Regions from separate parts of the Homo sapiens genome. Here region 2 is linked to region 1. Evidence: chromatin contacts called from ENCODE Hi-C or POLR2A ChIA-PET data. All regions are on one chromosome and are shown on one strand. Each heading gives the region's core, a stretch centred on a gene start or an enhancer-like site at or near the end of the contact. The rest is flanking DNA. Distances are from core to core; before and after follow the strand shown.

Evidence for each region. Hi-C counts contacts between places; a loop is a spot of excess contacts on that map. ChIA-PET counts read pairs that join two places held with the same protein, here RNA polymerase II (POLR2A). Pooled maps may share reads with other maps.
Region 2: a map of gastrocnemius medialis shows a loop between it and region 1 (6-fold over the local background). The contact joins two enhancer-like sites. A Hi-C loop is called at or near these places in 1 of 168 maps with a recorded cell type or tissue (gastrocnemius medialis) and 1 of 50 pooled maps. POLR2A ChIA-PET finds 5 or more read pairs at or near these places in 2 of 52 experiments (Caco-2 and H1).

Annotation. Positions count from the first base shown.
Region 1 is chr15:92,802,589-92,805,288 of GRCh38, forward strand. No RefSeq gene overlaps it. Among named protein-coding and RNA genes, the nearest start is that of CHASERR, 79 kb to the right of the region's middle. RefSeq lists an enhancer at 1,854-1,903. Within about 2 kb of position 1,308, at least 34 of the 41 ENCODE cell types and tissues checked have a DNase peak (open chromatin) inside an H3K27ac peak, as active enhancers do; they include gastrocnemius medialis, where a contact is called at or near this core.
Region 2 is chr15:93,216,109-93,218,808 of GRCh38, forward strand. The region is part of intron 1 of LOC105370982 (a long non-coding RNA gene); the gene reads left to right. Among named protein-coding and RNA genes, the nearest start is that of RGMA, 130 kb to the left of the region's middle. Within about 2 kb of position 1,394, at least 4 of the 41 ENCODE cell types and tissues checked have a DNase peak (open chromatin) inside an H3K27ac peak, as active enhancers do; they include gastrocnemius medialis, where a contact is called at or near this core.

The DNA.
Region 1 (2,700 bases), core at 58-2,557:
TCCTCTGCCTCCCTCTTAGGAAGATACATGTGATAACACTTAAGGCCCACCCTGATCATCCAAAATCATCTCCCCATCTCAAGATATTTTTTTTTTTTTGAGATGGAGTCTCGCTCTGTTTCCCAGGCTGGAGTGCAGTGGCGCAGTCTTGGCTCACTGCATCCTCCGCCTCCCGGGCTCAAGTGATTCTCCTGCCTCAGCCTCCTAAGTAGCTGGGACCACAGGCATGTGCCACCATGCCCGGCTAATTTTTGAATTTTTAGTAGAGGTGGGGTTTCACCATGTTGGCCAGGCTGGTCTTGAACTCCTGACTTCAAGTGATCCACCTGCCTCGGCCTCCCAAAGTGCTGGGATTACAGGCGTGAGCCATCGTGCCCGGCATCAAGATCCTTAAATTAAGCTGGGCGTAGTGAGCCGAGATCATGTCACTGCACTTCAGCCTGGGCTACAAAGCAAGACTCCATCTCAAAATAAAATAAAATAAAATAATTTTTTTTTTTTTGAGACGGAGTTTCGCTCTTGCTGCCCAGGCTGGAGTGCTATGGCACGATCCTGGCTCACCACAACCTCCGCCTCCTGGGTTCTAGTGATTCTCCTGCCTCAGCCTTCCAAGTAGCTGGGATTACAGGCATGAGCCACCACACCCGGCTAACTTTGTTGTATTTTTAGTAGAGACAAGGTTTCTCCATGCTGGTCAGGCTGGTCTCGAACTCCCAGCCTCAGGTGATCTGCCCACCTCGGCCTCTCAAAGTGCTGGGATTACAGGTGTGAGCCACCACACCCTAAAATAAAATTGTTTTAAAAGTAAGATCTTTAACTTACACACCTGCACATTTGCAAAGCCCTAGTTGTTGGGGTTTTGTTTTTTTGTTTTTTTTTTTCTTTGAGACAGAGTCTCACTGGGATTGCAGGTGTGAGCCACCTTGCCCTGCCTGTGTTTTGGTTTTTGTTGTTTTTGCCAGATAAAGTAACATTCAGTTTCCACATATTGGGATATCACTGGGAGACCATTATTCAGCCCACCACACACATCCCCAAATCTACCAGGTTAAATGGAGGTAGATTTTTAAGCTTCCCAAGTAGCTGGGACTACAGGCATGCACCACTATGTCTGGCTAATTATTTTTATTTTTTATACAGTTGGGGTCTTGCTACATTGCCCAGGCTGGTCTTGAACTTCTAGGCTCAAGCAAACCTCCTGCCTCTGCCTTCCAAAGTGCTGGGATTACCGGTATGAGTCACCACACTGAGCAAGGGAGAAGAATTTTAAGAGTCCCTATAATAACTCCACACCTCTCTAAAAACCGCACTGCTCGCCCCTCCCCACTCCCACAGGTTTTGGAGTTTCTGACTCCTGAAAGAGAATGAGTCACAGACAGTTCCCGTCAGAAAAGACTATGTCCCTCCCACCTCTCATTTAGTTCCCGTTTGTTTAGGATTCAAGTGTCTTGGGCAGTTAGATAGCTCCCCAGCCTACCCAGTTTCCCTCTTGCCTCCCCTCTACTACCCCCAGAAATGCTTGTGCAATATTGGACTGACTCACCCAGAAATAACTCATGACTCTCCTTTGTTTACAGTTTAAGAGACTAGGGTGTTGAAATATCTCAGCAAAGGCCACTGAGGGACTCTTCAGTCCAGGGACAATGAAACACTGGACAACCTGGGAGGAGTTAGGTACATTCTCTGGCCTTCTCTCAGAGGGGCTTTTGCTGTGTTGTAACAGGCAGTGGAGTGTTGGTAAATATTTAACAAGGCATCTCCAAGGGGAAAAGCCTTAATATGTAGTGTTTACCTATTCCTGTGGTGTAAATACCCCTGCTATGGCCAGTTTCAAGCTACCAACATGATGTCATTGAAACCAAAGTTGGAAAGAAAAGTGCATCATCATTCTGAGCAGCTGACTCCAACACGCCACTGTAGCTCCACTGACCTAAGGGAAAACTGTCAGTCTTCACTCCATAAGGATGTACAGGCCCAGGGGCTGGACAATGTAGCTCTTGGAAGATCACAATAGAGTCAGTTTCCTAATTTCAGGGACCAACTGTTACTGCTAAGAATAAATGGGAGGCCAGGTGCAGTGGCTCACACCTGTAATCCAAGCACTTTGGGAGGCCGAGGCAGGTAGATCACCTGAGGTCAGAGTTCGAGACCAGCCTGACCAACAGAGTGAAACCTCGTCTCTACTAAAAATACAAAAATTAGCCAGGCTTGGTGGCGTGCACCTGTAATCCCAGCTACTCAGGAGGCTGAGGCAGGAGAATCACTTGAACCCAGGAGGCAGAGGTTGCAGTGAGCCGAAATCACACCACTGCACTCCAGCATGGGCAACAGACCAAGACTCTGTCTCAAAAAAAAAAAAAAAAGAACAAATGTGTAAAATAGTCACAGATCTTTACAATCCCATCCAGCGATGAGGTTCTAGGTACAAAACAAACATTAACATCTTTCTCCTCTGGAATCGCTTGAACCAAGGAGACAGAGGTTGCAGTGAGCCAAGATCGTGCCACTGCACTCCAGCCTGGGAATCAGAGTAAGACTCCGCCTCAGGAAAAAAAGAAAAAGAAATCTTTTTCCTCTGAACTCTCATCAAACTTCTATTTCTACATCTCTTTTGATTTTTTTTATTTATCTAACAATGACTGTGCCAAGCAATATTCCAAATAAGGTATATACCGTGACACAATCCAACCTCACAACAAG
Region 2 (2,700 bases), core at 144-2,643, 410 kb after region 1:
ACAGGGCCAGTTCCATTGTTGTTATTCTCAGATCTGAGAGAATTCTTCTGGTGGTCCAATAATCTGTGTGGAGCTCGCGCCAGGAGCCTGGAAGCTGGCCTCCGTACCCCGACCCCTGCCCCGCCTTAACTCTCCCATTTCATCAGCTATTGTCCAGTTGATTCTACTTAGCAAAGGTCCCTGGAATTATCCAAATGCCTGTCACCCCCACTGCTACTCCTCTAGTTCAGGCCACCATTACCTCTCACTAGATTGGTCCCCTCACCCTCCACTAACCTTGCTTGCATTCAATCTAATTTCCACAAGATACATGGCGTAAGCTTTCTAGAGCCCACCTCAGCTCCTAGCATTACCCCCTTGAACTTCTTCAGGGGTTGCTTACATGCTTGCAAATTCCCAACATGATATGTGTGGACCTTCACAATTTGGCTTCTTCCTGATTTTATATGTCTTGACAACCTGTTTCCCCCTCATTCCCCTCACCCTCTCAGACCCCTAATATGCTCCAACCATTTTGAACTACTTTCAGCCAATTCCTGGCTGGGGGATCTTGGGGAAGTCAATCAACCTTCCTGTACCTCAGTTTCTTCATTTGTAAAGTGAAGATGGTAGCAGCACCTGCATGGGTTGTTGAGGATAAAATAGGTTCATATATGCCCAGTGCTTTTAGCAGAGCCTGGCACTGATTCTGCCACCTCCTCGTGCCTCTTTGTATGCAGAAACTTTGTACCTGGAACTTCCTCCCACTTCCTTCGGCTTGCTTTTGTAGCGTGGTGGTCACCACTTCTGTAGAATGAGCCGCAGGCCATGTTGCATCGTAATCGTCTGCATTTCATTCTGTCCACGCACCACACTAGAAGCTCTTTGAGAGTAGGGACTGTTTCTCCGTTGCCTTGACACACCATAGTCAATCAATATTTGCTGATATAAAGAAAAAAAAACAGCTCACAAGGAGAGACTACGCCAAATTCCAGGTAGTTGCCTGTAGACCCTGGGAAGGTAATATTTCTTTTCATAAATGCACAAATGGTTATTCTTTTTTAATGAACCAAAAGAAAAACAAATTCAGCAGGTTGGCATTTGGCAAAAGCCATTTCAACATCTAAAGATATTTCTTGTTCTGGAACTCAGAACGACTTTGCACTTCCAAATGTCATTTGCAAGGTTGCTGGACTGATTAGGTTTGCTCTTAGCCCCTTCCCTGCCCATTTCCTGCCTTGGCTGGTGTTCCTTGAATGGTTCGGCATTCCAACTTGGCCTGAGATGCCAAGGCTCCCTGCTCTGCATTTAGCCTGCATTTCTCCTGGGTCCTGAGGGAAGCTGGGAAATGCACTCTGCATTTTTATCTCATGTGGTTGGGACACAGGGTGGTGTCCCAGGGAGGAGGCACTTTCTTTTGCCCTGGGCCAGCTGTGGTGGCATTTGACATGGCTGAAGGATTCTGTCACTCCAGTTGGCCATGGCTCATTAAAATGCCTGGGCTTGCTGGGAATTGTATTTCCAAATCTGTGCTTCTCATAGGGCCATGGAAACAGATTAGGGTGTGTCTTTCCCAATGTGTCTGATTTGTCCATGGTCACATGAGGTGGAGAGGGGAGGAGGGTGTGTAGTGCAGAGAGGTGCTTTGCAAAAGTTTGCACCTGCTGTTTCCTTCCGAAAGTGTGCAATCTCTTACCCCTCCCCATCCTGTAGAAATTTCTTAAAAAAAAGCACCACATTTTGTCATTTTTGCATGTTATATGTTATAAAAATTGACTGTAAGATTTTTTAAACACCCAGCTAATAAGTGATGCATACTGTTTCATTTACTTTAATTATGTAAAAGAAGCATGATTTGTCAACAGGTACATCACAAATTATATAATTCATCAGACTTGGTTGAGAAAAACAATCTTAAAACATAGATGGAAGTTTAATTATGTATTAGCATTGAAAATAGGCAAAACCTGTCCTTGTGACCTAATATTGGGAATTCTTGCATTTTGCACTTAAAAATCAACTGGATAATTGGTGTGAATTTTTTTTTCTTTTTTTTCTTTTTGAGACAGAGTCTTGCTGTGTCGCCGGGCTGGAATGCAGTGGCGCGATCTCGGCTCACTGCAACCTCTGCTTCCCAGGTTCAAATGCTTCTCCTTCCTCAGCCTCCTGAGTAGCTGGGACTACAGGCACGCGTCACCACGCCCATCTAATTTTTGTATTTTTAGTAGAGACAGGGTTTCACCATGTTGGCCAGAGTGGTCTCAATTTCTTGACTTTATGATCCGCTCACCTCAGCCTCCCAAAGTGCTGGGATTACAGGCATGAGCCACTGCGCCCGGCCAGTTGGTATGAATTTTTAGTTACATTCTTAAGTATTGAAGAAAAAGAGCGATTTAGGCTACTTGCCATCATTTCTTCAAAGTATTCCATTGCAAGAGTAGATAGCTTAATTTCTAGTAAAGAAAGAAACAAATTGGATATAATTCTCATAGTTTTCTCACATTAATGTGGCTTCTGAAATGTTGGAGACAGCTTGACGGGCCACTAAGGTAAATGAAATTCAGAGATTAAGCTCAAAAAATCTAGGAATAACATTCTCCAAGGTAGTTTTCAACATTTCTGCCAAGAAATAGGAAATTAGACTGTGAACTGGAAGAAGATCTTTGGAAAAATAATTTGACGCTATAGTCAAAAGTCAAAATAGCTTAGCTAAAGTCAAAA